2 separate regions of the Homo sapiens genome follow, and region 1 is linked to region 2. The links are chromatin loops, found by intact Hi-C in ENCODE. Cell type or tissue: dorsolateral prefrontal cortex. All regions are shown on one strand. Links, peaks and the distances in the headings refer to the core of each region. The heading gives the core; the rest is flanking DNA.

What was found. Peaks named below come from ENCODE experiments on the same cell type or tissue, not always from the same donor. Only the 100,000 strongest peaks of a DNase experiment are listed, where the experiment ranks them.
Region 1: it touches region 2 in a loop (2.6-fold over the local background); 1 of 110 quality-filtered maps calls a loop at or near these places.

The regions. Positions count from the first base shown.
Region 1 is chr18:23,048,565-23,064,560 of GRCh38, forward strand. No RefSeq gene overlaps it. Among named protein-coding and RNA genes, the nearest start is that of CABLES1, 79 kb to the right of the region's middle. In dorsolateral prefrontal cortex, for the core only: no CTCF peak of the experiment used is centred there; no DNase peak of the experiment used is centred there.
Region 2 is chr18:23,205,734-23,221,729 of GRCh38, forward strand. CABLES1 (Cdk5 and Abl enzyme substrate 1) reads left to right here. Exons shown (of 10, transcript NM_001100619.3): 4 at 8,244-8,321. Among named protein-coding and RNA genes, the nearest start is that of CABLES1, 78 kb to the left of the region's middle. In dorsolateral prefrontal cortex, for the core only: no CTCF peak of the experiment used is centred there; no DNase peak of the experiment used is centred there; H3K27ac peaks cover 5,119 bases.

The DNA.
Region 1 (15,996 bases), core at 3,276-11,275, 160 kb before region 2:
AGGCTGAGGCAGAAGAATCACTTGAACCCAAGAGGCAGAGGTTGCAGTGAGCCGAGATCGCACCACTGCACTCCAGCCCGGGCAACAGAGCAAGACTCTGTGTAAAACAACAACAACAACAACAACAACAAAAAGACAAAACAAAACTAGGCTGGGCGAGGTGGCTCACGCCTGTAATCCCAGCACTTTGGGAGGCCGAGGTGGGTGGATCACCTGAGGTCAGAAGTTCAAGACCAGCCTGGTCAACATGGTGAAACCCCATCTCTACTAAAAATACAAAAATTAGCCGGGCATGGTGGCGGGTGCCTATAATCCCAGCTACTTGGGAGTCTGAGGCAGGAGAATCGCTTGAACTCAGGAGGTGGAGGTTGCAATGAGCCAAGATCCTGCCATTACACTCCAGCCTGGGCAACAAGAGTGAAACTCTATCTAAAAAGTAAAATAAAAAACATAGTAAAGAAGAAAAACTTCTTAGAAGTTTTTACTAAAGAAGAAAGACTTTTTGCCGGCCAGGCAAGGTGGCTCATACTTGTAATCCCAGCACTTGGGGAGGATGAGATGGGAGGATCACTTAAGGCCAGGAGTTCAAGACCAGCCTAGGCAACAGAGTAAGACCCTGTCTCTACAAATAAAAAAAAAAAAAAAAAAGCGAAAAAAATTAGCCAGACACAGTGGGTCATGCCTGTAATCCCAGCACTTCGGGAGGCCAAGGCAGGCAGATAGCTTGAGCTCAGGAGTTCGAGACCAGCCTGGGCAACATGGTGAAATCCTGTCTCTACAAAAAATGCAAAAATTACCTGGGTATAGTGGTGCCTGCCTGTAGTCCCAGGTACTCAGGAGGCTAAGGTGGGGGGATTACTTGAGCCAAGGAAGTCAAGTCTTCAGTGAGCCGAGATTGTGCCACTGCACTGCAATCTAGATGACAGAATGAGACCCCGTCTTTAAAAAAAAAAAAAAAAATTAACCAGGTGTGATGGCTCACATCTGTAGTCCCAGCTACTCAGCTACTCGGGAGGCTGAGGCAGGAGGATCACTTGAGCCCTGGAGTTCAAGGCTGCAGTGCACTATGACTGCACTACTGCACTCTAGCCTGGGTGACAAAGTGAGATCCTGTCTCAAAAGAAAAAAGAAGGAGGAGGAGGAGGAGGAAAGGAGAAGAAACCAAAGAAAGCATATTCATCATATAGTTCATAAATGTATTTGGTATTTAATTCTACAGTCTTAAAAGTTGCCCGGGGGAAAAAAATTTAGCTTTCCTTTCCTTTCACTGATTTTATCTCATGAGCCACCATTTCTGCCCAGCAACAGGAAATGACATCTTACCAATTAAAGGTAACCCAATGTCTCCTGCAGTAAACAGTCAACTAGTGACTCTCTCTCTCCCTCACTATTCTGGAAAATGCCTGAGCTGCAGGGACCTGTGTCTCGCAAGAGGGGGATCTTAATCCACACTCACTGGTTTTCTCCCTATTGACTTTTTCTGCTATGGGCTGGCCCCAGGGGTCTTGACAGCCCAGCCTCCCAGATGTGAGGTCAGCAATCCCACTGGCCTGTGCACTCCATGTCTCTGCCCATCTGGCCAATCCTGGAGGCAGACAGGAAGGCTCCCTGTGTTCCCAGGCTTCACACAAGTAGAGGGAGGCATGGCGGGTGGAGTGGGAGAGAGACAGAGTCTCTCGGCCTCTCTATGCTTCCACCTGCCCTGCTGTCATTTCTGCCCATTTGACCACACCCCACTCTAGGCAGCCGCCATCCTCTCACAGAGTTGCAGGTGGGAAGTGGGACAGAATCCTCTTGGCCTCACATCATCAGCCTAGTCTGGGAGTTTTACTAAACCCATTCCCCAGTCCCCTTGGGTTCAGCCCAGGAAGCATCTCCTCCAGCAGTTCAACCTTGCTTTTTTCTCCTCACCCCCACTCCATCCTCTATCTGGGGGATTTTTCTCCAGATAGGGGCAGAAATTGCTCTTACATTATCATTCATTCTTTATTTATTTTTTTGGAGACCGGGTCTCGCTGTGTTGCTTAGGTTGGTCTCAAACTCCTGGACTCAAGTGATCCTCTCACCTCAGCCTCCTGGGTAGCTGGGACTACAGACACATACCACCATGCCCAGTCGGCCTCATTCATTGTTTTGAATCACATGTTTGTGGAATAAAGCAGTGATATGTTGGCAAATGCTTAAAAATGAACTCTTTGGGAAAAAAAGCCCTGTTTCATCGTGTTTGCCATTTTCACGGCATAAACCTTCCACCATGGTTGATTTCCAGCTACCTCTGTGATGTCACTGGACACTGGCTCTCTTGAACTGGTGCAAACCAGCTCTGGCACACCTTGGATGTTAAAGCCACTGATGATTGAGAGCCAGCATCAAATTTTGTACAGTTCAAATTCATTCTTCTCTCCCTCAAAAACCCAGCTTTTGGCTAGGTGCAGTGGCTCACGCCTGTAATCCCATTACTTTGGGAGGCCGAGGCGGGTGGATCACTTGAGGTCAGGAGTTCGAGACCAGCCTGGCCAACATGGCGAAACCCTGTCTCTACTAAAAATACAAAAATTAGCCAGGCATGGTGGCGCACAACTGTAGTACCAGCTACTCGGGAGGTTGAAGCAGGAGAATCTCTTGAACCCGGGAGGCAGAGGTTGCAGTGAACCGAGATGGCGTCATTGCACTCCAGCCTGGGTAACAAGAGCCAAACTCCATCTCGAAAGAAAACAAACAAACCAAAAACCCAGCTCTTACATTGGAAAGTCTTGGCTTTCAAGACTTTTTGCCAGCTGGGCACAGTGGCTCACGCCTGTAATCCCAGCACTTTGAGAGGCTGAGGCTTGTGGATCACCTGAGGTCAGGAGTTCAAGACCAGCCTGGTCAACATGGTGAAACCCCATCTCTACCAAAAATACAAAAAATTAGCTGGGCATGGTGGTGGGCACCTGTAATCCCAGCCACTCAGGAGGCTGAGGCAGGAGAATGGCTTGAACCCGAGAGATGGAGGTTGCAGTGAGCCAAGATCATGCCACTGCACTCTAGCCTGGCGACAGAGCAAGACTCCATCTCAAAAAAAAAAAGACTTTTTGCCTTGCTGTGCATCGAAAGACCCTATTTTAGAACTCAGAGCCAAGAATGTTTTTTTGAGATGGACTCTCACTCTGTCGCCCAGGCTGGGGTTCAGTGGCGCGATCTCAGCTCACTGCAAGCTCTGCCTCCTGGGTTGACGCCATTCTCCCGCCTCAGCTTCCCAAGTAGCTGGGACTACAGGCGCCTGCCACCATGCCTGGCTAATTTTGTTTTTGTATTTTTAGTACAGACGGGGTTTCACCGTGTTAGCCAGGATGGTCTCGATCTCCTGAACTTGTGATCTACCCGCCTGCCTCGGCCTCCCAAAGTGCTGGGATTACAGGCATGAGCCACCGTGCTCAGCCACAGAGCCAAGAATTTGTCTCTTTGTTAGCTGTCTCCTAAGAGCAGCACACTTAGAATTCTATCCCTATGTCTCCAGTGGTGGGAGAAGGTTAATGGGTACAAGAAAGCCTGGAGAAAAGAAACCTCAATTAATATCTCAAAATATTCTCCACCACTTGCTTGTAACTTTTTTGAATGGTTTGAAATAGCAACTGTACTGTCAATGGAGGCTCCACTAAGAAACCGTTATCCAACTGATACAAACTTATTATAAAATTAAAGGAAGGGTCAACTACTAGGGCCAGTGATGGAGACAGAGTGACAGAGAGAGAGAGAGAGAGAGAGAGAGAAAGAGGGAGAGAGAGGAGGCAGCAGCAGGAGGAGACTTCCTAAAGAGAGTTACCAAAAGTATGAGAATATTTTGTTCACATTTAACAAATCGATGGTTTCAGTATATGCACTCACTAAATATAACTGTATGCCTACCCTCATTTGAAGATGTAATAAGACTAAATTCAGGGTCAGGAAGAAGAGGAGGCCCTCCTGGCCCCTCAGTCGGGCTCTGCAGCTATGCCAGGGGGATGTGAGAGGGAGGAGAGGGTGTCCAGTCAGTGTTCACTCCTTGTCCCAAGCCCCTCCCCTCCTTCCTGCCCCCTCTGAGATTATGAGAGCAGAGTTTTGTACCCACCCACCACCCCCAACTCCTAATCCAGTGGGAGACCCGGGCAATGCAAGAGTTGGGTGCAGACGCTCTGGTCCTTTGAGACCTGGACCTGAGATGCATAAGACCACAAACTGAAAAATGAAAAGGACGACAATCTTCACTATCGGGACTATCTTTTGATCACTTGGAAACTGTCTTCTTTCCCCTTCTCCCTTACTTTCACAAGTACCTCAAAGTATCTTTCACTTTAAACAGTGAAGAATAATTCAGAGTGAGAAATTACAAAGACATCAGATTCCAATTAAACTAACTGATTGCTTTTGGAGTCCAGGAAAGTGCAGCATCAAGGTCAAGGACTTCTCTTTTTGCTAGTTGTGTGACTTTGCAAAAGTTACTTGGCATCTCTTAGTTGCAATTCCCTAATCTGTAAGTGGAAATAATATATTGTAATGTTGATGTAAGAATCAAGTGGAACTTTATGTTAAAGAGAGATTTGCAAACTAGAGTTCTATACAGATGTTTGTTACTGTAACTCCACATGGATCTCCTCAGAGGTAGAGACCACATTTTGTTTAGTAACCACAGCATCTAGCACAGAGCCTAACCCAGGTCTGTCTTCCATGAAGGTTAGTGGGTTGAATTTTTAAAAAGCCACCTGTGTCGGGCAGAGTGCTGTCAAGAAAAGAGAAGCGGCCAGGCGTGGTGGCTCACCCCTGTAATCCCAGCACTTTGGGAGGCCAAGGCAGGTGGATCATCTGAGGTCAGGAGTTTGAGACCAGCGTCGCCAACATGGCGAAACCCTGTCTCTACTAAAAATACAAAAATTAGCCGGGCTTGGTGGCGGGTGCCTGTAATCCCAGCTACTCAGGAGGCTGAGGCAGGAGAATCATTTGAACCTGGGAGGCGGAGGTTGCAGTGAGCCAAGATCACGCCACGTTGCATGAGCCTGGGCAACAAGAGTCAAACTGTCTCAAAAAAAAAAAAAAAAAAAAAGAGAAGCCATGCTATTTTGTGTAATTTTAACAGAGATCACATACAATAGCAATCAGGTAAACAGGTTTCGGAGTACTGAAAAGGTGAGGAGAGAACATGCCGTAAGGCAGAAAGGAGAGTAACTGCAGGAGGCGGCTACCACCCCTGGGGCTGGGGGAACAGAGGCCTCTGGATTATTAGGACCTGGAGTTGGAGGAGGCGCCGGGCTGGGGCTGGTGTCTCTGAGGTTGGCCAGTGTAGGAGAAACTGGAAACTGGAACTTCTGGCTACTGGAATCCGTTTCTGGTTGCTGCCAAGGTGAATTAGTGTTGCTGTGGTAACAATGACAGCAACAGCAAGAAACATGGGAAAAGGCAAATCCTTCCCCGCTTCAACTGGTCAGTCTCCCCCTAGGGCTTTCTATAGGCAGAGCAGCCAGGGCTCCTGCTGGTGACAGAGAAACAGAGGGTGCAGACCCCGTCTCAGCATCAAGGTGGAGTATAGAGCGGGGGATTCTGCTGAGAGCCAACAGCTTAAAAACTGCCACATTGCTATCTAATAAATGCAGAGGAGACTTTTGCCTATGGGTGAAGATGCCAAGGGCTGCACTTTGAGGAACTCCCTTTTTACACTACCATAGGGAGGAAATGGGAGTGTGACAATGTGGGTCACAGGGTTCTTGGCGTTCGGAGCCCTGCCGGGCAACCCTACCTCCATCCCAAAGACAGCCTTGCCCTTCCGCGTCGTTGTCGCTGGCAGGGGCGCTCCTGTTGCTGCCGCCAGCAGGGACTCCCATGTACACAATCAGAGAATAATGTTCTCACTCCCCAGAGAATAATGTTCTCACTTGCCAGTGAAGGTGCAAGAAGGAGAGCAGACTGGTTTTAGCTCTAGCGACACAACTCAGATGTTGGAGACAAGATACAGAGAGGGTCCCCTTGGACTAGGAAAAATGAGAGTGGCCACAGATGCCCCCAGAGTCTTATAGCTGCAGGAGGCAGGAGCTCTGGCACATTTGAGACAGAGTCTTCCTCTGTCAGCCAGACTGGAGTGCAGTGACCCGATTTGGCTCACTGAAACCTCTGCCTCCCAGGCTCAAGGGATCCTCCCGCCTCAGCCTCCTGTGTAGCTGGGACTACAGGCAAATGCCATCACGCCCAGCTAATTTTTATGGGTTTTTTTTATTTGTTTTGTTTTGTTTGAGATGAAGACTCACTCTGTTACCCAGGCTGGAGTACAGTGGTGCGATCTCAGCTTGCTGCAACCTCCGCCGCCCAGGTTCAAGCAATTCTTCTGCCTCAGCCTCCTGAGTAGCTGAGCCTATGGGTGCCCACCACCACACCCACTTTTTGTATTTTCAGTAGAGATGGGGTTTCACCACGTTGGCCAGGCTGGTCTCGAACTCCTGACCTCAGGTGGTCTGCCTGCCTGGGCCTCCCAGAGTGCTGGGATTACAGGAGTAAGCCACCGGGCCCAGCCTAATTTGTAGAGACGGGGTTTCACCATGTTGCCCAGGCTGGTCTCAAATTCTTAAGCTCAAGGGATCCACCCGCCTCAGCTTCCCAAAGTGCTGGAATTACAGGCGTGAGACACTGGCCCTGGGCTGCTCTGGCACATTCCGACTGATGATTTGACCTGGCTCCCTGGGACAAGCACCCAGCTGGCCTCCGTGGATCTCATGACAAGGAAGAATAGAGCACCTTTGGAGATTTCCTACATCCCTCCACCCCTTTCCCAGACACATTGATTATACTGAGGCTAAGGGAAGACTTCCCTTAGCTGATTGACTTTCTGGCTCAAACTTGAAAAGGTTTGTATTTTCCCTTTTTTTTGTTTTTGAGACAGAGTCTCGCGCTGTCGCCAGGCTGGAGTGCAGTGGCGCGATCTCGGCTCACTGCAACCTCCACCTTCCAGGTTCAAGTGATTCTCCTGCCTCAGCCTCCCAAGTAGCTGGGACTACAGGTGCCCGCCACCACGCCCAGCTAATTTTTGTATTTTTAGTAGAGACAGGGTTTCACCATGTTAGCTAGGATCTCCATCTCTTGATCTCATGATCCGCCCACCTCGGCCTCCCAAAGTGCTGGGATTACAGGCGTGAGCCACCGCTCCTGGCCTGTGTTTTCCTTTGTAAGTCAGAATCTAAATGAAACTGTTATGTCTTGCATGACTCTTAGGATGATACTGAAGAGTAATGACCCATCCCTCTACCATGTTGCCACAGACCGCTAGATGACAGATTGCCATGCAGCTCAGGAGAGGAGGATAGATTCCCTCTACTCCGTGAAGACTAACCATTTGCAGACACCCAGCTCTTATTCCATTAGGCAGGCAAGGATAGATGGAGTTGAAGTTATAGTAACTTCTTTTCTTCACTGGCATTCTCTTCCGAAGACATTGCATCTCTCTGCTCATTTCAGGACCGGCAGCACCAGTAAGCATCTTCCACAGACAGAATCCACCCTGGGGCCCTACAGTAAAAAAGGGCAGCTTCCTACTCCCCCTCCACTTTCTACCTCTTTTCAACAGGCTCATTCCCCCTCAATCTACCTGGGAGTATGATGTGCTTTTCTGCTGGCCCTTGGCTACCCTAGCAACCTGACCCCCACCCTGGCCCCACCTTGCAGTCTACCTGAGGTTACGATACGTCTCTTCCCGGGTAGAACTTTGTGCTCCAGACCTTTCCCTCTCTCCCTATTCTTGCTGAAATGTAAGATATCTCAGTTTATCAGGGCTCTGTTCTCCGTCTCCCAAGAGTTTGGTTAGTTATCTCAATAGGCAGGGATGGGAGGGGGTGTTGCAATTCAATGCATAACAAAAATTGGGAGTGGAGTGTTCCTTGGGACCACAGGCATAACTTTGTGTTAAGTGTTAGCACTAGAGCAAATTCCACCGAATTCTCTGGACTCACAAGACAAGTCCAGCACCATGACTGTGCAGTCCAGGCGGTGAGTGTTCATTAGTAGGCATTGTGCTTTTGCATTGGCAGCTGGCTGATGTAGCTCATGGGGAAACTGGCATCTATGGTGAATATCAATCACAATTGACGTTAACAAGAAATCAACATAAAATGGCTAGGACCAGCCATCTGCAGAAGCTAAGCACTTTGAACATGGTTGTAAATATGGTCCAGCAGCTTTGCCAAATAAAATCAGGAAGCAAGAGGGCCTCTCAAGCTGATCAAGAGCCCAGAGAGCCGCGAGATTGTGGGCCAGTTGCATCCTTAGGACCGGAATACTTTTTTTGAAGTGACCTATTTTATCACATTGTGACTGACTGCCTGATAGAAGGATGGTGCTGTGTATGGATTCTAGAACCTAGGGGAGGAAGCCACCAAGAGTAAATATTTGTTGGTGTTTATTCTGTGCTGCATCTACTATGTTTGATAGGTCACAACATAAATAAAAGTCAACATTTACAAGACACTTACTATATGTGCCTGGCCAGACGTAAGTAAGTTTTACGTCCACTCACTCATTTAAACCTCACAAGCACATTATAAGATACATTTATCCATCAGCCTCTTGTGAGTTTGGTTACTGGGAATCAGCCCCCCAAAGCCTGATTTGCTCTGGAATATCTGATGATACTGAGTATCTGACCTTGCAAAGCTAAGGGTTTAGAATGTGGTGATGCGGCCAACATAGCTACCCTGAGGGTGCCAAGCTGAAACAGATGGCTGGACTCTCTTAAACCATAGTGATTACAAGAGATCATCTGTTCTAGCCCTTGAGTGACCCCGGCAGCTTATCAAAGTCATGTATTTATTGCAAGATGTGAGACTCCAAATACATGAAACCCAGATCTGAACAGAGACATGATATGTAGTTCAAATGGGCCAGTCTCTGTGCAAACTCCAACAGCTTCCATGATACAAGCTTTACTTTCAAGGACCTGTAAATGGAAACAAGTCGGCCTTCCACTAAAGACAGGTGACATGTCTCAGACAGCTTGTAGGGAGACAAAGCAGGTATGGGGTGGGGAATGCATTGGCAAGGATTCTAGCTGCCCAAGAAAGGACAGGAAACTTCCCTCCCAAAAAAGACATCTTGATGGAAGATTTGAAACTTGAGTCATTGACATAATGATAGCTTTCCCATAAAGTGTAAATATCTGAAAGGAGAGAATCATAATCATTCTGACACTGTGCAGCTTTCAGCCCAATCTCAGTCTGAGACAATAACTCCAAGACAACTGAATGCCCTGTGTCTTGTGAAACATCCCTCCTCTGCCCTCACATAATCCAAAACGGCAGGGGCAGGAAAGGACTGGCATGTTGTTATTGCACCGAGATGAAAGTGCAGGCTAAGTGACTCTGATTTAGTAACAGACCCTTTATTATATAGCTCACAAAAGTAAAGCCAGACCTAACAACTTTCTTTGACAGCAAAATATTTCTACCCTCTGCTAGACACCAATACTGACCTAGGAGGTATATGTTTATAGTAACAAAAGTGTAAATTTTGGGTACTGAAGAGCAGATAAAACTTGCAAAACAGTTCATACTTAGGATCTGAAGGACAGTGAGACAGCCTTTCTATTCATTCATCCAAATGTGTACATATGGATGAAGGAATGGAAACCCCAGGATGCTGCATGAACACAGACTTCAATGAGGCATGGATAAGAAGGGAAAGGAATGTTTAAATATATTTTTGAATACATATATTCATTATATATATATATATATATATATATATATATATATATTTTTTTTTTTTTTTTGAGATGGACTTTTGCTCTTGTTGCCAGGCTGGAGTGTAATGGCATGATCTCAGCTCACCACAACCTATGCCTCCCAGGTTCAAGTGATTCTCCTGCCTTAGCCTCCCAAGTAGCTGGGATTACAGGCATGCGTCACCACGCCCGGCTAATTTTGTATTTTTTGTAGAGACGGGGTTTCTCCATGTTGGTCAAGCTAGTCTCGAGCTCCCAACCTCAGGTGATCCACCCGCCTTGGCCTCCCAAAGTACTGGGATTACAGGCGTAAGCTACCACGCCTGGCCAAAATATATTTCAACTAATCATTTTCTTTCTTGTCCATGTCTCATTGAAGTTTAGGTGGATGTAGTATCCTGGGGTCCCCACCCATTCATCCATTCACCACTAGCATGGTCATAGAGGACAAATCCCCTTTTTCCCTACCCCTCCACAATTAAATGAGGGAGATAAGATTGCACACAATAAGCACAGTATTTGTGGTGTTTTAGCTGAAGGATGTGTGGAGTGGTACAAAAAGGCAACTATTTCCAAGACTGTCTCCACACAGGAACAGCACAGTTCCAAGAACAATTCCAACTGTCTCTTTCAATCTAACCAAGCATGACGATCCCTCGGCACCCCAGTGTGATTGGAACATCTAATCCTTCGAGATCTCTACTATTGTGTGGACAGAGAACATCGATTAGCCTGACCAAAAGCTGCATCCGTAGTCGTTCTTATAATTTTTGTGATTTTCCTATTTCAATTATTTTAAGAAGCAGTTTTAGAAGAGCTGCAATGACAAATAGAATAGAAATTTGGATGCACCAGTGAAAATAGTTTGTAACCAGAAAACATGAGTTTTTAAAAATATTTTACATTCTTTAGATTTTTTTAACTGAGTATTAAAGAAATACAGCTCATTGCAGAAAATACAGCAAAGTATAATAGAAAAAAATGAATCACTAATAACCCTCCTCCCACTTTGGGTATGAACGACTTTTTCACCTAAGAGGTGGAACTAAATGAATCTTCCACAATCATAAAATATTGTAAAGTGTTCTGGTGTCTGCCCTTCATTCCAAGAGTTTCTCTTCCATAGTTACAAAGCCAACAACATTTACACTTCCTAGGTCAACCTTCATCTTGGGGAGAGTTAGTAGCCTGAATAAAGTGAATGTTCAAGATCCTGTAGGAGGCTTCTGCCCAGAAACATTCTTCCAATCTGCTCCCCAGAACCAGAACTCAAGAACAACACGTGTTATTTCACAGTTATATTTGGCTAAATGTAAATTTCCAACGCCTTAAACTCATTCACGCTAAAATGTAAATAATGACTGGTGTTTTCTGAGAGAACCTGCTACTACAAGAAGAAGGGGGGACACCCCAGAACTCTAAGCATCTGAGTTTGGGAAGCAACTCACCATGGAGGAATGGTTCAGGAATGAGCCACTCTGATGCCACGCAACCCTTCTTGTTAGTGACTCTTTGAAAGCCTAAATGGGGCTTACTCTAACTTGAAACATGACGATTCTGTGAGCAAAAGCCACCTAGGGGCTGCTTGCTGTCGCCTGGGAAAGCTGGCCTGGGACACAAAAGTCAAATCACAGACATCATTTCCTTTCTACCTTCTTCTCCTTTGAAAATAGCCTCTTTTTTCCCATTTCCCAACTGTTAAAATTAATTAAAAATAGCAGTGAGACTATCAGGCCAAGTTGTCCATGTTCACACGAGAATTTCTCATCTTTCCGTAAGCATCTAGTCTTCTCACAGTTTGTTTTCATATTTGACTTAGACATGACTTTGGGGTCATTGAACCCCGAATTGATTAAATCCCTTGAATTGTCTTTGAGAAGGAGTTTTCTGTGTGTTTATTAAATAAAATTATCTGGTGTCTTTCAGATTCCTCTGCAATGAACTAATTCCCTTGTTTCTTTGGAATTCTTTGATGTCCCAAGAGCTTCTGGAACACTTTACATGAGACTTTCTTAGGTTCTTCCTTAGAAACAGGAAGTTCACAAAAAGCCCCAAACATTTATTTTAGTTCCCAAAATTGGGATGGGAGATATCTGATGCATTCTAAAAATAGCAAAAGCCCCTCAAACATTGAATTTGATCTTTACCAAAAGAGTAATAGATTTAAATTGAGTCTGAAATTTGTCCAAAACTCACGTAGTTGGATTTGGAGGCATTTTCAAACTCAACAATATTCTTGGCTCTGCTAATATTTTACCTGGGAAATTGCTTTATTTCTTCCCCTCACGGGATAAATGATTATAATAACAAACATGCCAGGTGAGGTGGCTCACGCCTGTAATCCCAGCACTTTGGGAGGCCGAGGCTGGCAGATCACCTGAGGTCAGAAGTTCAAGACCAGCCTGACCAACATGGTAAAACCTCATCTCTACTAAAAGTACCAAAATTAGCCAAGCGTGATGGTGGGAGCCTGTAATCCCAGCTACTCGGGAGGCTGAGGCAGGAGCAGCGCTTGAACCCAGGAGGTGGAAGCTGCAGTGAGCCGAGATTGCGCGATTGCACTCCAGCCTGGGCGACAGAGCGAGACTCCGTCTCTAATAAATAAATAAATATAAAAATGTAATAATAAACATCTCTGGCAATAAAAACTCACCATCCTTTGAACCATCCTATTCTCTCATTTATAAAAGGAATTAGCATATTACAGTCTATGGACCATATCCACCTTGTTGTTTGTTTTTTGTTTTGTTTTATTTTATTTATTTTTTATTTATAATAATTATTATTTTTTTGAGACAGAGTTTCGCTCTCTCACCCAGGCTGGAGTGCAGTGGCGCGATCTCCACTCACTGCCAGCTCCACCTCTCAGGTTCACACCATTCTCCTGCCTCAGCCTCCCAAGTAGCTGGGACTACAGGCGCCCGCCACCACGCCCGGCTAATTTTTTTTGTATTTTTAGTAGAGACGGGGTTTCAGCCAGGATGGTCTCGATCTCCTGACCTCGTGATCCACCCGCCTCAGCCTCCCAAAGTGCTGGCATTACAGGCGTGAGCCACCACACCCAGCCTTATTTTTAATTTTTAGAGACGGAGTCTCACTCTTGTCGCCCAGGCCAGAGTGCAGTGGCGTTATCTCAGCTCACTGCAACTTCCACCTCCCAGGTTCAAGCAATTCACCTGCCTCAGCCTGCCAAGTAGCTGGCATTACAGGCACACACCACCATGACTGGCTAATTTTTTGTATTTTTAGTAGAGACGGAGTTTCACCATGCTAGCTAGGCTGGTCTCGAACTCTTGACCTCGTGATCCACCTGCCTTAGCCTCCCAAAGTGCTAGGATTATAGTCGTGAACCACCGTGCCTGGACTCTTGTTTTTTTAAAATAATTTATTGAAGTAAAATTCACATAACATAAAATTAACTTTTTTAAAGAACAATTCAGCATTTAGTACATTCACAATCTTGTGCAATCACATCTATCTAGTTCTAAAACATTTCCATCACTACAAAGCAAAATCCAGTACTCACTAAGCAGTTTCTCATCATTCCCTTTTTCCCTTAGTCCCTGACAATAACAAATCTATTTTTTATCTCTATAATCTATTATGGATATTTCGTGTAAATAAAATCATATAACATGTGGCCTTTTGCGTGTGGCTTCTTTCACTTAGCACAATGGTTTGAAAGTTTACCCACATTGTAGTATATGTCAATACTTCATTACCTCTTATGGATAAATAATTGTATTAGTTTGTTTTCACACTGCTGATAAAGACATACCCGAAACTGGGAACAAAAAAAAGGTTTAATTACAGTTCCTTGTGGCTGGGGAGGCCTCAGAAGCATGGCAGGAGGTAAAGGCTCTTCTTACATGGTGGTGGCAAGAGAAAATGAGGAAGAAGCAAAGGCAGAAACCCCTGATAAACCCATTAGATCTTGTGAGTCTTCTTCACCATCATGAGATAGCAGGGGAAAGACCAGCCCCCATGATTCAGTTACCTCCCCCTTGGTCCCTCCCACAACATGTGGAATTCTGGGAGATAAAATTAAAGTTGAGGTTTCCATGGGGACACAGCCAAACCATATCAATAATATTATACTGTATGTGTATACAGGTTAAGCATCTCTAATCCCAAAATCCCAAATCTGAAATGCTCCAAAATCCTGAACATTTTGAGCACCATCATGACAACAAAAGTGGAAAATTCCTCACCTGACCCCTGTGATGGGCTGCAGTCAAAATACAGTAAAACTTTTGTGTCACACACAATATTTTTAAAAATACTGTATAGGGCTGGGCACGGTGGCTCACACCTGTAATCCCAGCAATTTAGGAGGCCAAGGTAGACAGATCACCTGAGGTCAGGAGTTTGAGACCAGTCTGGCCAACATGGTGAAGCCCCGTCTCTATTAAAAATACAAAAGTTAGCCGGGTGTGATGGCACATGCCTGTAATCCCAGCTACTCAGGAGACTGAGGCAGGAGAATCACTTGAACCCAGGAGGTGGAGGTTGCAGTGAGCCAAGATCGCACCACTGCACTCCAACCTGGGTGAAAAGAGCGAAACTCCACCTCAAAAAAAAATTGTATAAAATTACTTTTTGGCTATAAGGTATATATGAAACATAAATGAATTTTGTGTTTAGACTTGGGTCCTATGCCCAAGATATCTCATACTCTATATGTATATCTAAAATCTGAAAAAAAAATTGGAAATCTGAAACATGTCTGGTCTCAAGCATTTTGGATAAGGGACACTGAAGCTGCACAACAATTTGCTGATCCATTCATCCACTGACGGGCATCTGCCCTAATTCCACTTTTTAGCTATTGTAAATAGCGCTACTACTACCTGCATGTACATGGACTTGCTTGAGTCTCCATTTTCAATTCTTTGTGATATATTCACAGGAGTAGAATTGATAGGTCATACTGTAACCAAGGACTCCCATTTTTCTACAGGTGGTTTAATTATTCTTTTTTCCTTCTCTCTCTCTCTTCTTTTCTCCTTTCCCCAGCTCCCTATGTCCTACTGAGCCCTTCAAAAATGCAAACATAACCTTTCACCTCTCCCCTCACCAGACATTCCACACAGGGCAAATTATTCTGTGTTCTCCAAGACAGATCTCCCCTCCAGAGCTGACAGTCGACTTTCAGACCAAAGTGAAACTGACCCAATAGTCCCATAAACAGTTTTTTTGGATAAACATAGAAATTGACCCTTCTGGTCTTAAAGCTTGAAACTTAGGTTTGTTTTATCTGAGTTCCTTCCTCAGAAAAGGACTGGCAGAACTCTCAAAATGTATCAAAGAGCTGAAACTCACCAGATCATCTTATCTAGACAATGGGGCTCCAGTCCCCTCATTAATCATAATTGCTTCCTTACCCCTCCAGAATTCCTGTTTTCTCGCACATTGTTACATTTCTTCCCTGCTGTATAAACCCCTAATTTTAGTGGGTCAGGGAGATGGATTTGAGACTGAGCTACCATCGGCCACAGCACCCGATTAAAGCCTTCTCTCTTAGCAATACTTGTTGTCTCAGTCATTGGCTTCCCGTGTAGGAGGCCAGCAGGACCGAGACCAAATCGTTGGTGTTTTGGAAACAAAAGTATACCATGGCTAGGTGCGGTGGCTTATGTCTGTAATCCCAGTACTTTGGGAGGCCAAGGCAGGCAGATCACGAGGTCATGAGTTGGAGACCATCCTGGCCAATATGGTGAAACCCTGTCTCTACTAAAAATATAAAAATTAGCCGGGTGTGGTGGTGGACACCTGTAATTCCAGCTACTCAGGAGGCCGAGACAGGAGAATCACTTGAACTTGGGAGGTAGAGGTTGCAGTGAGCTGAGATTGTGCCACTGTACTCCAGCCTGGGCAACAGAGTGAGACTTTGTCTCAGAAAGAAAGAAAACAAAAGCATACCTGCCATGAAACTTTCACTGTCAGGGGGTTGCCTTGGAACTTTAATCCACCAAGAGGGCATATGGAAAGCATGCCCACTTGGCCACTTTCACAACTTACTTCTACCCAGGAAGGCACCAGCTCAACTGCCCCCATAAATAAGATGCCAAGTTAGGGGAACCCCTGCCCTTGCTCGTGTCTTCCCTTGCCTTATCAAAAATACCTGCTTTCTGCTCTAAAAGCAAAGTGGCACATTTAACGGCAGGACACTCTGTGCCCCTTCTCCAAGCTAGCTTCGGAATAAATTCACTTTTTTTGTGTCAGATCTCACTCGTGTTAACGAGACTGCACATTCAGAGAGCCACTAACTAGCATTTCGTTTA
Region 2 (15,996 bases), core at 5,145-13,144:
TATAGTCCCAGCAATTCTGGATGGCCGAGGCAGGAGGATCACTTGAGCACAGGAGTTCAAGGCAGCAGTGAGCTAAGATCATGCCACTGCCCTCTAGTCTAGGTGATGGAGCAAAAGCCCCAGTCTCTTGAAGTAAGGGAAAACTGGGGCTCAGAGGCACACGGGGAGAATGCTGTGTGAAGATTGGAGTGATGCTGTCACAAGCCATGGAGCCACCAGTAGCCAGGAGACAGGCCTGGAGCAGACCCCTCCCCAGTGCCTTCAAATGGAGCATGGGCCTGCTGACACCTTGATTTTGGACTTCTGGCCCCCAGAACTGTAAGACAATACATTTCTGTGGTTTAAGCCACCCAGTTTGTGGTGCTCTGACTTCGTGAGCTTTTCTGCCCATCTGACAGCGCCTGCCTGCCTTCCTCCCTGCCCACCGTCCTCCCGCCCCGTCCCAGACCCTCCTCGCTCCTCATCCCACTCCACTCCTGTGAGTGCTCCTCCACACCATGGCTGCAATCCCCACCTTAAGCTGGGGACTCCCAAACCCCGACTTCCCCACAGGGCTCAGGAGGCCTTTCTCCAGCCAGCCTCACATTTGGACTCATGCTTCTCCCCCATGCCACCCTCAGCTACGCTGAATTATTCACAGTAATCGCTTGGTTGGGGAAAAGGTTAGTAAATGCCAAAGGAAATACCCACAGAAATCTCCTACACAGCTTAGATGTTGTGCTGGCATTTAAGGCCCATGAGTGATGGTCCATTCTGCAGCTTTTCATGCCATGCCTTTCCTTTGTGTGGGGGTCCACAGATCAGAGTCTGTCTGTGGCATCGACTTCCTTATGTCCTCATTGTTCCCACCCATTGCTGGGATGTCCACGTTGGACTTCTCAAAAGTGGCCCAAGAATCTAAGTGCAAAATCTGTTTGGATTTTTACAATTTTTTCCTAATCTTTTACAGTCTTGGTCATTCCTATTTCAACTGCAATTTTTTTCAATGACTTGCCTTGTGTGAATATTTTTTAAAGCATCCAGTATTAAACAAAAAATTTAAACAGCATTTCTGTTCATTTTCACATTCTTTAGTTTGTGCACCTTTTTTTTTTTTTTTGCGACGGGGTCTTGCTCTGTCACCCAGGAATACAGTGGCACAATCATAGCCCACTGCAGCCTTGAACTCCTGGGCTCAAGCAATCCTTCCACCTCAGCCTCTTGAGTAGCTGGGACTACAGGCGTGTGCTACCACACCCAGCTGATTTTTTTTCTTCTTAGTAGAGACAAGGTCTCATTATGTTGCCCAGGCTGGTCTCAAACTCTTGAGTTCATGTCATCTCCCACCTTGGCTTCCCAAAGTTCTGGGATTACAGATGTGAGCCACGGTGCCCAGCAGTGCACAGTCTTTAATAAACAAGTACAAATATAAATGATAATACAACTGACATAAACAGGATTAGGTCATATATAAGGGACCCTTAGTAAGTGCACAGCTCAGTGGGGGTTGGTGGCGAACAGCCTGCCAGCCCGAGTTTTGCGTGAGTCAGGGGTGTTGGTCAAAGCGTTGTACAGAGGGGAGTGGAAACGCTGGTGAGTCAGGCACGTGGAGGTCCGTGAACATTTATTATTCACTCAGTTCCTTGAATAGGCTGAATGCTCTTTGTCCCAACCTTGACTCATGCCAGTTTTCCCGCCAGCATATCTTCTCACTGTAGACTGGTTGCCACTTATCCCTGAGGTCTCAGTTATCACTTGCTCCAGGAAGCCCACCTTGCCTCCTTTAGGCTGGGTTATTCTTCCTGTGTGTTCAGTAGCGCCCCCTAGTTCCCATCAGAGAACTTACACCTCTGCATGGAGGTATCTCCCAACCACCCCTAAGCTTTGCAAGGAGGGAGCTCTTAGCTGGGCCATTCATCATCAGATCCCCAGCACCTAGTACAATGTCTGGCATGGATTAAGTGCTCAGAAAATATTTGTGTGAGGGAGGGAGGGAGGAGAGGAAGATTATGTAACTTGTTTATCAGAAATTTGCCACTCCCTAGGTTGTAGGATAAGGTGTGCCTCCTTAGCAGGTGGGGAGGCCTGCCTGCAGTATGTCCTGTGGTAGCAGTGATCTTAGTGGTCATGGAAGTGTGGTGGTGGAGGTGGCAGTCATAGTCATGAAGAGAAGACTAATGCCTCCACCAGTAACAGTACCACCATGTGGTATTTGTGGGCTACTTAGCACAGATTCTCAGATGCATCAGACCATTTAACTCATGCCCCCCAGTTCCCTGGCTCCAGATGCCCTGTGCAGCTCCACACTTTACAGGGTTAAGCCGTGCTTCCCTTCCTCCTGTTCCCACCTGTTACAATCCCATGCCTCCTCCTCCTAGGCCAGCCCCAGCACTTTCAGGCTCCTTGTTCTAGTGCCTTCTTGTCCACGGGACCCCTTCTCTTCCCAGCTCCGGCCCTGGATTAGCATCTCCTTCCAACTCCAGGCAGAAAGGAACAGATCGCTCTGTGAAGAATGTTCTTGGAGCCCCTACCAATTCTCCACTTTGCCCTTGTACTCAGATGAGGCACATCCAACAGTGAGGGGAGTTGTTCCTAAGGAGGAAAAGCGTCCCCCCAATAGCTCATGAGCATTTAAATAGAGTAAACAAGAACATTTTGTTGGTGGTGGTGGTGTTTTCGTTCAGCTCTCATTATGCCATTGCCAGCTCTTCAGAAGAGACGGAAAGGGGTCAAGTCCCCTTCTTCCAGCTTTTAATAAAGCATTGTGAGAGGAGGAAGGAACGGCTGTGGGAAAAGGGGTCAGAGTGGAGCTGGGAAGAGAATGAGTTTTCCAAATTTCATAATATTCATTTGTCTCCGGACATTGGCCTTCATGCCTTCACCGTCTCTGTGCACAGCACTCATAGTGTGGTGTGCAGAGGACCTGCTGAGCTGGGGTGCATGGCCCAGAGCCATGCCAGGGAGAGCTGTGTCCCTTTCCAGGGCTTCCCTACAAGGTGCCACAAAACTGGGTGATTAAGACAACAACAAGGAGTTCTCTCCCTGTTGTGGAGACTGGAAGCGCGGGGGCCATGTTCCCTCTGAGCCCCAGGGGAAGAATCAGCTCTCAACTCTTCCAGCTTCCAGTGGTGCTGGTGAGCCCTGGTGTCCTTGGCTTGTAGCTGCATCACTTCCATCTCTGTCTCCACTGTTAATGGCCTTCTTCCCTTCGTGCATGTGTAGGTATCTCCAAATTTCTTGCCCCTTGTAAGGACACCAGCCATTGGATTGAAGGCCCACTCTGACCCAGTAGGACCTCATCCTTACTTGATAACATCTGCAAAGACACTACAGCAGTCCCTCCTTATCCACAGTCAACCACATGGTCTGAAAATATTAGATGGAAAATTCCACAAACAATTCATAAGTGCTCAATTGCATGCCATTCTGAGTAGCATGGTGAAATCTCTCACCCTCCCACTCTGTTTGATCTGGGACATGAGTCAGCCCTTGGTCCAGCATATCTACATGGTCTCGCTACCTGCCCTATATGAAATGACTGCAAAGGAAAAAACATAGTACATACAGGCGTCAGTGCTATCCGTGGTTTCAGACATCCCCTGGGGGTTTTGGAACACATCCCTTGTGGATAAGGGGGGACACCTGTACTTACAAATAAGGCCACAACCACAGGTACTGGGGCTTAGGGTTCCAACATGTCATTTGGGGAGCACAGTTGAACCCACAACATCAGCTTTGTAGGCGTATTCTTTCTTGCTTCCTGGGCATGGAGGGAATGAACCACAGAATTTTTGCATGTGTGCCTAGTGCCTAATACAGACCCCTGGGCTGTGGACACCCCTGGGCTGTGTTTGGGCTTCACTGTATTCACCCCGCCGTTACTGCAGATGTGATTTTCTTTCCTCTGCCTCTTGGACTTGGTTGCTTGTTTTCATGTCCTTAAGAGAATATTTCTGTTGTAATGGAACATTTCACCTGTAAGAGATGAGACCTTCTCACAACCAACAGAGACTCCCCAGGTGGCTGGAAATAGAACAAGGCTCCGGTTTTTTGGCAAAAGAGGAAATACTTGAGGACCGTGGCTGGTGAGAGACATTGCCAGTGCTGGGCTGAGGGGGTAAAAACAGATTTGGTGAAAAGTGGCCCGTGGTGCTCTGTCACCTTGCGGGGGGGCGGTCCTTGTGCATCTCCTGGCTGTTCTGGACACTCAGCATCTTGTGAGCTAATTGTGGCTGTGGAAGCTTTGTGGTCTGAAGCTGCAAGATCCCTCATACCAGAAGCACTTTCCTAAGAGCATGACAATGAGGCTGTGTGAAAAAGAAAGCTGGACGGTGCTCCGTTAGCTTCCGAGCACTCATGAGGATCCCTGGAAGTTTCAGGAAGCATTGTGTACCCAAGATGCTTTGTCCATGTGGGCTATAGCCCCAGGGAATGTTTTCCTTTGCTATTTTTTTTCCTCTGGCCGATGTTCATGTGGAAATGTGACCTTTAATTCCTTAAAGATCCATCTCCCTGGAATTAATTCCTCTTCTGAAGTCATAATCTTTCACGTAATATTTTCTGGTCATCTCAACTCCAAGTAAAGTGTTGTATGTCACAGGTGGGGGAAATGATTTGGGCTTTTTGCATGCCATTTGAGTGTAAGAGAAGAGAACCGCCGTGGTTGGAGGCAAAGACATGAGGGTGGTCAATGTCTGACATTGGAAGTGGACTGTGCTTGTTGTTTATGTCATCTGATTGAATTATTTCTCAAATAATAGAGGTACCTTCCAGGAGGCAAACATCTGATTCTCTTCTTGTGTATCTCCATTACCATGGACATTTCCCTAATGTTTATAAAGAGAAAAGCTGCAAATTCACATGAACCCCACAGGTTCTAAACATAACGGTTGATCACATGGGACCTGTTATCAGAACCATACTGTTCAAGGTTTCCCAGTGTAAGAAGCCAAGAAGACGGGAGCCATCACTTGCTGCTACTTGCCTGCTGTGGTTCACGCCTGCAGTCCCTCCCAGATGCCAGAACTACTTCAGGAAACACGTATGATGTGTTCTTGGAAGCTCCATTGGCAAACCGTCTGCAGAGCCTCTGTGCGGGTCTCTGCTGTGAGTTCCTCCTCTGGCCCCTGCAGAAACTGAGGGTCTATGAAATGATTGGAGAAGGGAGGGGAAGGAGGTGTGATACTCCCTCCTCCCTCCAGCCGCTTGAGACTGGCCAACCAGGGAAGTAGCAACCCTACTGGAATTGTTGAAACAGTCCATATTCATAGTTGCTAAACTTGACCTATGCGGTAAAATAACATGTTTTTCTGGAACGAGCAGCATGTTGTCAGCCTCTCCTAGATATAGTGGTGCGGACCACCCAGAGTGAGCGCTCACTTAATAGAACAAGCAGCCCATTTACTGATAGGCACCTTGTGGTTGAAAGATGGGAAAGAAGACTTGGATTGCACTTGCATTTATATTCTCTCATTTTCTTGTTCTATTAAATACGTCCAAACAAACTTAGTGTGTGGGAAGGAAGGACACCTTAGCATGAGTAGTGAGGAAAATGCAGCATCGCTAAGCCAGTGGAGTTTGTTCAACACATTCCTGCCACTGTGTTGCAGAGGACATCGATGCCCAGTGACACATGAATGAGTTGCTCCTGGCCTTTGTCCTGGGTAAATGGCAGGGAGTGGCAGTGAGGGTGTGGAGAGCCTCTGCCCCTCCATCTGGGAAGGGGTCCAGGCTGAGCAGGGCTCCCCTGGCTCCAGCAGCTCCAAGGTCAGGGGTGTGTGATCTGTCACCCTCTTGCCCCTCCCTGCACTGGGCATGGTGACCCACAGGCCAGGCTGGAAAGCCGGCCTAGAACATCTGGATGAAGGCAGACTTATTAGTACCCAAAAAGTCCGTGGGTACCCAGTCACGCCCCCAAGGGGCAGGCTTTTCTAGTAAGGTTTAGGGAAGAGCATTCGTAGTGGTAAAGAGCTCAAGTTCCAATCTCCACCCTGCCCCACCTGCTGGTGCATCTCCTTTGGCACATCACCAACTCGACGTGCCTCATCAGTTAAAGCATTTAGAATTTGGCACGTAATCGATACTTAATAAGTATTGGCTGTTACGTCTCTGTAGGTAAATTTACAGGGGCACTGCAGCATGAGAAGCTCTGTTGCTGGGCTCCATGCAGGCAAGCCCAAGGAGCCTGGCTGGTGTTCAGCAGGGTGTGCTCATGATTCATGTAACCCCTGGCCCTTCAGGCCTTGACAGTCCACTCTGGACATGATGCTCTGTCCTTGACAGTGACCAGCGTCCGGGCCCGTGGTATCTGATGAGCAGCATCTCCCTTCAGTAGCATCTCTGTGTACATCTCATGCTACTCCGATGTAGACAGCCATGCATGGGGTCTTTCAGCTGTCCTGGCAGCACTGCCTTTCAGGTCTGAGCAGGCCTGGGTATTTAGCACAGAGGTCTGAAGAGGTTCTGAGTCCATGGACTAGGCTGGAAAACCTGAATCCTAACCCAGGCAGCTGGTCTGCAGTAAAGATGGTTCATATTTATTGAGTGTGTACTATTTGCCAGCTGCTCTTCTGAGGGTTCTCCAAGTATGGGCTCATGTACTCTTACAGCATTCCAATAAGATAGTTACTAATTTTATCCCATTTTTTAGAAGGGCAGAATGAGGCTCAGAAGTGTTAGTAAGCTGACCGAGGTCAAACAAAAGTGACAGCTGGTGTTCGAAGCTGAGTGTGTTACTTTGGTCCCATCCCATTAACCACTGGGGATATGAACTGCTATGGAATTGACACCAAAAGTGCCAAAAGCCGAAAGTGGCTTTTGATTGCATAGGATGCCTGCAGCCCTGCCCTCCCATGACGGATATTCAAGTGTTGCTGCTCTGAGGCCCACACTGCATTTCAGTGACATCTAATACCCATGCATAGATGGAGGGGCCACCACGCACTAAACCCCTGCCCGGACTCACCCTCTAGTAAAGGAGGGAGGCAAATGATCAGCAGTGTGGATCACATCCGTGCCCTCCTGGACGTCTGAATGGGGAATTGGAGACAGCACCAAAAAGGGAACAAAAAACTCCATGAAGAGGGGCAGGAAACACTCCGTGGAGGGGGTACTTCTGAGCTACGTTTGGAAGAATAAATAGGAGTTCATTGGGTGTTTCAAGGTGGGGCATATAGGCAGAAGAAATAGCATGCAAAGAACACAAGTATAAAACAGCAGGATAGGATTTTTTGTTAAGGTGGGGGTGCTGTAAGTACTTCAGCACGGGTAGAACGGTAAAATCAGGGAAATTCTGTGGGTGTTGAAACTGGAGAGACAGAAAGCAGGAGACACAGGGCCTGGTTTGCCGTGCCAGGGAACCGGACTACATCCCAGGACGATTTAATTTCATAGTGTTACAACAAAGTTGAAATCTCCAAACCCTGATGCATGTAGTAGTAGAACCATTTTCCCTGGTCTTATGGTTGTCGAAAGAAAGGATGACAAAAGTAAATAAGCTTCCCCATATGATGTGATATTGACTTTGTGCTACAAAGAATGTTGTTTTTAAATCTCTTCCACTCATTTCTCCAGTTTTTCATCAGCAGTTCCCTTTGGCAAAAGTTATTCTCAGATGCCAGGATAAGTGCTTTTGAGGGTTTTTGTTTTTGTTTTAATGTTTTTTTTTAAGTGGCTTTTGATTGCATAAGACCATCATGTAGAGCTGTTTCCAGTAGTATCTTTATAGCAGGAATGGAGGCTAAGACTGATTATGTAATTGTTCCCTTAATCTATTCTCAGAACCTAACATGTTGCCAGCAGATGAAAAACCTAATGATCATAATGGCCTCTGAGTGTCTTTCCTGCTCATAGTTTCTGGTGCTATTGCTCTCACATTGTTTACTGCAAAATAGAAATCAATGGTTTAAATGTGGCATGACTGCTCACCCAGCCCTGGCCACCCTGGACTCAGATCTGTCTGCTCCCTCTTGCATGTGCAGCCCACAGCAAGCAGGTCTTGCAGGAGAAGGGGTGCAGGTGTACTCATTAGTGACCCTTGCTGGTGTCTCACATGTTAATATTGGGATGAGGAGAGGCAGCCCACTTCTGCCACGCTGGGGTTGCATTTTGCAAGGAGAGCAGAATACCATCTGCCAGAGGAGGTGGTGGGAGCGTGCAAATACTGCTATGAATGCCATGAATGCTTAATTGCTATAGATTTTGTTTTTTAGTTTGATTCTTTGCATTTAGTGTGTTTGTTGTTTGTTCTTCTTTTTATTTTTTAGAATAGTCCTTATCAGTGGCAGAAGATCCTTCTGTAGTATATTTTCAGTGCTGCCGTATCGCGACAGTACCCAAGTCGGGTATGTATATGCATGCATGCTTTGTAGTTCTCTGGGTGAAAAGATCTCACACCAATGTACATAATGTGGCCATCCTTTCCATTTTCAAGAAGTTGCCTTGCTTTGATACTGCAAATTCAGTATTTGTACACTGGAATGATAAAAAGATGTTCCACTTTCTTTTCAGCCAGAAAGCTTCCTCGTTGTGTGTGTGCGTGTGTGTCCCATCCTATTGCCTGTTCTTTCTAAATCTACATTTTGTTACCTTATCCAATACTTGCTTTAGCAAGAACATTATGGGGCCCACCATATTCCACAGGGCCATGCCAACCTTTGGAAAAAAGGTAGGTCAAGGAAGAAATCAGAACAAACCCTGTGACCATTCCACCTCCTTGCATCTTGGGCTTGGGTTTGGAAACTGACCAGCAAGCTGGAGCTGCCACCACAGAGAAACATCAAAGCAAAAGGGTTCCAGGACCAGAGATTAGGTAACTAGCTACAGGCCAGAGGAATGCTTCCCTCTCTAGATCAACAAGCCCCTCCTTTCACTCTGAAAAAAAGTAAGTACCTGAGGGTCCGTCCTTGCAAAGCCTCCGCTCTTCATCGCCATCCCTGAACACCGTGTTCCTTCCTCCTTGTGCTCCTTTTGCCTTTTCATGCATCCGGTGTCTGTCATCAGGCTGCCACCGGTATCGAAGTCAGGACAGTTCACTGCGTAAGAAGTCAAGCATCATGGGATGTTGGCTGTGGCGTCTGGTCATTGTGCCAGCCACACCACAGACATGTGACCACTGTCCCAAGGAGGGCCGTATGGCCACTGGTGCTGATTCGCCATGTGTTCATCTTCCACCATCTCCGTGAGCTCTACCCCAGGCCTTCCTGCTCACCATGACCTCCCCTTTCCCCTGTAGATGTGCTAGACTTACGGCCTATTCGATTCACCAAGGTCCTTAGCTGCACTCTTCATTGTCAGCTCCATGGGACAGAAAACACATCTATATTCATGGAATCCTGACTCAGTCATTGATGAGATGTGTGCCTTAAGGAGCGATAATCATGGCACTGTTTGTTAGGCACACACTTTGAGCTCGTCTTTTTCATTATTTACATCCTTACAGCCAAACCTTGCAAAGTAGGTGTTCTAGAAAAAGTAGCAGCAAATCCTGCAGCTCGGAGGTTTAAGGACCATCTAGTGGCCAGTGGGCTGCCCAGAGAGATGTTTTCGGGCAGCTCTCTTTGACTGACCTACCTGCTGTGGCCCCGGGTCTGGCTACATTGGAAGAGCAGGCTCATTCCTTGACAAAATTAGCTCATACCAGCTCATAGACCTGGTGTGACCCCAGAGGCCAGTTAATTCATCTTATTACAAGTAGTAGCCGAAGGGCCCAGAATGTTTGAGTGTGACCAGCCTGGGCATACACCTCCAGGGTGTCTGTATTATCAGTAGCAGGCTCTTTGCCAGCAGGTCCTCTCTTGGCCAGAGCTTGGATGGTACTGTGACATCAGCCTCGTTTCTCTGGGTTTCCCTGGCTGACCTCTCTGATTGACACATTCTTTCCTTAGCTCCATCTCATTCATTCATTTATTGAGTGCTTGTCATGTGACCAGGTGCCCGGGACAAAGGCAGAGAAGGATGGATTGGGTTCGTGTGCCCCTGAACAGCTTAGCAGGGGAGACACATTAAAATTACACACACAATTAACTACAACTTTTTTTTTCTTTTTTTCTTTTTTTTTTTGAGACAGAGTCTTGCTCTGTCACTCAGGCTGGAGTGCAGTGGTGCGATCTCGGCTCACTGCAAGCTCCGCCTCCCGGGTTCACGCCATTCTCCTGTCTCTGCCTCCTGAGTAGCTGGGACTGCAGGCGCCTGCCACCATGCCAGGCTAAATTTTTTGTATTTTTAGTAGAGACGGGGTTTCACCATGTTAGCCAGGATGGTCTTGATCTCCTGACCTCGTGATCTGCCCGCCTCGGCCTCCCAAAGTGCTGGGATTACAGGCGTGAGCCACCACGCCCGGCCAACTACAACTTTTAATACATGCTGGAGATACCCAGTCAAGCAATCCTTGAATCTTCCTGGCTGAAGACTCATTCTGTTTCTTTAATTTGGCTTCTCCACACTTGTCTTTGAAGTGTCCATATTCGTTTTATTCCCCAAGGTCTGGGGTAGGGTAGCCCTCACTGTGGTACCCAAGTGCTCATCCCCATTTTGTAGATGACATCACTGATCCATCCTTAAGAGTTGAAATCTCAAACATCAACTTTGGGCCAGAATGGGGGTTTAATCCCCAGTCTGTTCAGCCGTAAGTTTTTCCATGACCCACACTGGCAGACAGGCAAGATAAGTTCTGTATCTGCAGAAACCTTGCTGCGAAATGGAGCTTTTCTGGTATCTGCCTCCCAGAGGTTAACTGTAGCTCCCAGGAGTGAGTGGATCCAAGGTTTCCAGCATGGCACGTGGCATGCAGAGAAGTGCTAGGGCCCACTCAGCAAGGACCCCATATTTCTGACAGTAAAAAAGAATCATTGTGAAGAACTTGGGAGATTTAGAATTTTTATTACTTATTAGCTTCTGTGAGCTTCCATTGGCTCCTCTGTAGAATGGGGAAGTTTCTACCTCACACCATTAACTTGAAGATAACGACATTTCTGCAAAGCCATTAGGAAGCTGTTTTAACTTAAATTACCCAGGAAGAGGGCACTCAGACCATCTCCACTGGACATCCTTGTGGATATGCGTGGCCCTCCACTCTTCAACATCTCAGGGAAATGCTAGGTGGCAGCCAGTTGGTGCTAGGAAACAGTGTCTGTTCATGCCTGGGTCTCCTTCTTGCTGCTTGGGAAGGCCTCCTGTGTTGCAGAAAGGGCCACTGCATAGGATATTCAGCAGATTTGGCTGCTGTGTTGGCCCTGGACAGAGAAGCAAAATGAGTGTGTGGGATCCCACCTTTTACATCCTAGGTGTGAACAGATTCAAATCCACTATTCCTCCAGATTTTATAGATGAGGAAACCAAGGTGCACAAGAGGGATTTTTTTGTTTTGTTTTTTGTTTTTGTTTGTTTTTGAGACAGGATTTTGCTTTGTTGCCCAGGCTGGAATGCAGTGGCACAAACATGGCTCGCTGCAGTCTCGAACTCCTACGCTCGAGCCATCCACCTGCCTCAGTCTCCCAAGTAGCTAGGACTACAGTCGCGCGCCACCACACCCAGCTAATTTTTAAAATTTTTAGTAGAGATGAGATCTCGCCATGTTGCCCAGACTGGTCTCAAACTCCTGGACTCAAGTGATCCTCCTGCCTCGGCCTCCTAAAGTGTTGGGATTACAGGTGTAAGCCACTGTACCCAGCTAGAAGAGGATTTTTTTCTATAACAAAAAAATCTTCAGGTCCTTTGTCAGACCTAACAGAAAAGAACATGTTCGTTTCTGCAGCACAGTCTACCTCTGTACTCACCCAAGAAACACTGAGCACAATTCCAAATATTGTGATGTAGCAGCAGGATTAAGAAGCAGAATGCTTTTTAAACTTTTCAATGAGCAGACATTGTATTTATAAACAACCCACTTAACCATAATTATGATTTTTAAATTTTTTTTTACTAATTGGGAAACAACTATGCTCAAATTAAAATGTACTAGTAAGTATATGCTAGTAAAAGTTTACTAGTAAATATACGAATAAATATATACACACACATATTTTAAACAACTTCAGTTCATGTACATATTAACTAATGCCTTTCCACAGTGGAAAATTCCTTTACTTTTACGCTGAAGTTCTTTTTGTGACTGGGACGTAAGTCATAGAATTTCAGGGGTGGAAAGGCCTTCCTGCTTCGCAGCTGAGGCACAGTGGGGCGAAGCTCACCCACAGCCCCACACCTGGCAGAGTCAGCAACACCGGAATTTGGGACCCGGGCTGCCCCAGCCTGCCGGGCCATGCTTTCTGGCCTCCATGTTTCCATTGTACTCATGCACATGGACCCAGCCACATGGGCCTGATTATTCCAAACAAGCACAACACCCCCGCCACCCCACCGATTAAGGGGCTAATGTGCAGCTCCAACTTCATCACAAGAAAGTTCTAAAAACAGGAATCTCGTAGTTCGTCTGCTGGGTACTTGAGCCTCCTTCCCATGGAAAGCATCTGTCGGGGTGGCCTGAACTTTCTGGGTTTGTTTTCTGGCCACTTGTGCTGCACTCAAGCTTCCCAGCCCTGCCTCCCACATCCTCACTTGCCCTGCCTCCCGCATCCTCACTTGCCCTGCCTCCCGCATCCTCACTTGCCCTGCCTCCCGCATCCTCACTTGCCCTGCCTCCCGCATCCTCACTTGCCCTGGCTCCCGCATCCTCACTTGCCCTGGTTCCCGCATCCTCACTTGCCCTGCCTCCCGCATCCTCACTTGCCCTGCCTCCCGCATCCTCACTTGCCCTGCCTCCCGCATCCTCACTTGCCCTGCCTCCCGCATCCTCACTTGCCCTGCCTCCCGCATCCTCACTTGCCCTGGCTCCCGCATCCTCACTTGCCCTGCCTCCCGCATCCTCACTTGCCCTGCCTCCCGCATCCTCACTTGCCCTGGCTCCCGCATCCTCACTTGCCCTGCCTCCCGCATCCTCACTTGCCCTGGCTCCCGCATCCTCACTTGCCCTGCCTCCCACCATGGCCTCCACATTTTGTTCTTGGCTTTAACTTGAACACTGATTGTGGATTCTGACATTAGTTGATCAAAGCAGACAGACCAACCTTAGGAGGGCTTTCTATAATACTACCTATTCATTCATTCTTTTATGCATTAGGTCACTTGTTCTGCTCCCAGCGAATTAAGGCCCTGATGGAGGCTGGGGAAGGGGTGGGGAGGAATGAGTTACCAATCCCAAGACAATGGAGGGTGGGCAGGGAGGCACTGGAGAACACTGGAGCTGCCCACAAATCCTGACCAACACCCACAATTATAGTAAATGTACAGTGTTAAGTAAAAGCAGGGTGTTTGCTATGTAAAATTTCTTTATCCCCACCCCCCCGCAAGTGCCTTGCCATACCAGCATGCCACCTATGTGGAGGTTTAGGGGCTACCATTGTACAGCAGAATTCACTCACCTGCAGCCTGGTGAGCACCTACTGTGTGCTGGGCACTGCCATCCTGCCTTGGGTACACTGGTGAAAGAGAAAATGTCTCTCTGTGTGTGGAGCCTACTCTCCGTGCCATCCCTCTGGTCCTCTGTCTGAGTAGGAGACGGGAATAAGCTAGTAAACCAATCATCAAACAAAATAGCAAAAACATTGAGTCCTAAGCAATGTCTGATTAGAGCAGAGGAAGGAGTTGGGTGAATTCAGATGGCAGGATCCGATGTAGTGCCCAGCGAAGGCGATTCTTCAGTTAGACTTGGAAGTGTGAGACCTTAGAGACATGAGAAAGGATATTGCATCCTCAGCGTTGACTTCTGAGGATGCCAGCGGATGATCCAGCTCCTCGTGAACTCTCAGGCAGGGCCTGCCCTGTTGAGAGATTTAGTGATGCCTTATTCAAGCTGGAGTCCCATTTCCCAGCCACACTCAGCATCCAGACCACTGTAGTGAGGGGCAGGGGAGAGGGCTGGGGACAGGAGTGAGCTCTGACATATGGGCCCATCACTTAGCCCTCCTGAGTCTCAGACCCCTCATCTATAAAATGGGGATGTTTAACCAGATACTACAAGGACCCTGTGAGTGCAAAAGGTTGTTCTCATTCTTGTCAGTGCTGCTGATGCAGAAGCAGTAAGTTGTGTTGAACAAGGAATTTATGAATGAAACACACTGTCCACACTCCCCATCTGTCAATAATCAGCAACTTCTCGAGCACCTACCTGAATATTAATATTCATTGAGTTTCTTAAAATTGAGATTTTTTAAAAATGGGCAGATCTGGTGGCTTCTTGCCACTGTATTGGGCACATTTTTTCTTGGTGTGGGCCGCGAGGCTAGGGGCTTCATCACCCTGGGCTTGGGAACACTGGAAAATGTTTGGGGTCGTTTTGCATGCCACCAGGTTTAGACCAAGCTGATAAGGGATCGGCCTCACAGTGATCTCTAGAGCTGCTGCTTGAAGCAGACTGCCCGAGTATCTAACAGCCACCGCAGTCTCCAGCATGCTCTTCCTTACCGTGATGTATGGGTGTGGATATTTGAGAGAAAAGCACATTTCTCTAGGATTAACGAAGGGTGCAGTCAAGCATGTGTGTGAATGTGATAAATAGAGGTAATAATAGAAACATCCTGAATAGTGCTTACAGTGTATGGCATCCCAGGCACTGGTCCACATGCTTTATATGCGCTCACTCGTTTCATCTGCCCAACAGCCTCATAAGGCAGGTGCCAGTATTACCATTTTACTTGAGGCTAGGGGCTGAGAAAGGCTTAGCAACTGCCCAAGTGGCAGTAGGTGGGGGTAGGTGGGGGCAGGCAGTGTGGCCGCAGATCTGCCCTGTTGTGTTTGCTGCTGTGGAGCCGGTTCAGCCCGGGAAGCTGGAATGCACACTTGAGAACCAAGTGTGTTTCCCTTCATGATCGCGCCTTTGGGGCTGGGTGTGCTGGCTCGGGACCAGTACAGGCAGGCAGCACTGGCTGACTGGTATGCATTTTGGTGAAGATGGAGCTCGGAGGTCACAGCTCTCATAGGTGTGCCACACACGGGCTGCCCTCTGGGGACACCAGCTGCTGAGCTGATGGGTTGTAGCTTTCAGAAGGCTTTGGAGCTTGCTGGTTCACCCTGCAGACTTGGATGCTCCCAAGGCAAATACCAGACATCTCTGGGTGGAGTCTTAAGTGAAAAATAATCTGTGTAATTTCCCCATCTGGATATTTGTCGTCTTTAGAATAGGAAGGTGTGTGGAGTGTGTGGAGCTGGTGAAATTCTCCTGGTGTCTGTATGGTGTTGATGCACTGGCTCTCTGCAGAGGTGTGGGTGTTCCTGGCTCATGACCCTGAAGTGCTGCCAGCTCGAGTCTCCCTGGCACCTTTTCCCCGATACACCCAAGTTGCCCCCTGAGCACCTTCAGGAAGCCATTTAGGGAGCAGTAAGGGTCTTTCTCATGTCCTGATACCATACATGAAGAACGCTTCTCTTTGAGAAAGGGTGCAGCATTGTTGCATTAGAGGATTCCTTATCACAGTACCAGGCATGTCTTCACTTCACAAAAGGATTTGTGGCAGGGCCACAGAGCTTTCTAAACTGCTCATAAAATATTGTTTGATTTACAGAGTTTGCTTGAATTCGATAGGAAATCGTCTGCTAGATATAATGAGATGCTTCTGATAACTGTCCGTCTTCATGTTCTTTTACTTTAGGAATTCAAAGTCTTGCCTGCAGCATGAACCCCTAGTGGCTCTGAGAGACACAGAGGCGTGGAATAGAGGGTAGTGTATGCTCAGTGTCCTGAGTTGCAGACATTGGAGTCCCCTCTGATGGTTGGGGTGTGGGGCTGTGGTTTTCAGGTACCTTACAGGATTTCCAGGACAGACAGAAACCAGCACAGACACCCAGGACCAACACAGTGAGGGTAACACAGCCAGGACCCACTTACAGCCATACCCTGGGGCTCTTCCCATGGAAGTGCTGTTGACGCTGCCATCTGGGGCCCCCACCTTAGGCTTGCCAGAAGTTCTGATCTCCCCAGGTGTTACTTCCACCTCCAGGTTTCCCATGAGTGCTTCCACTTAG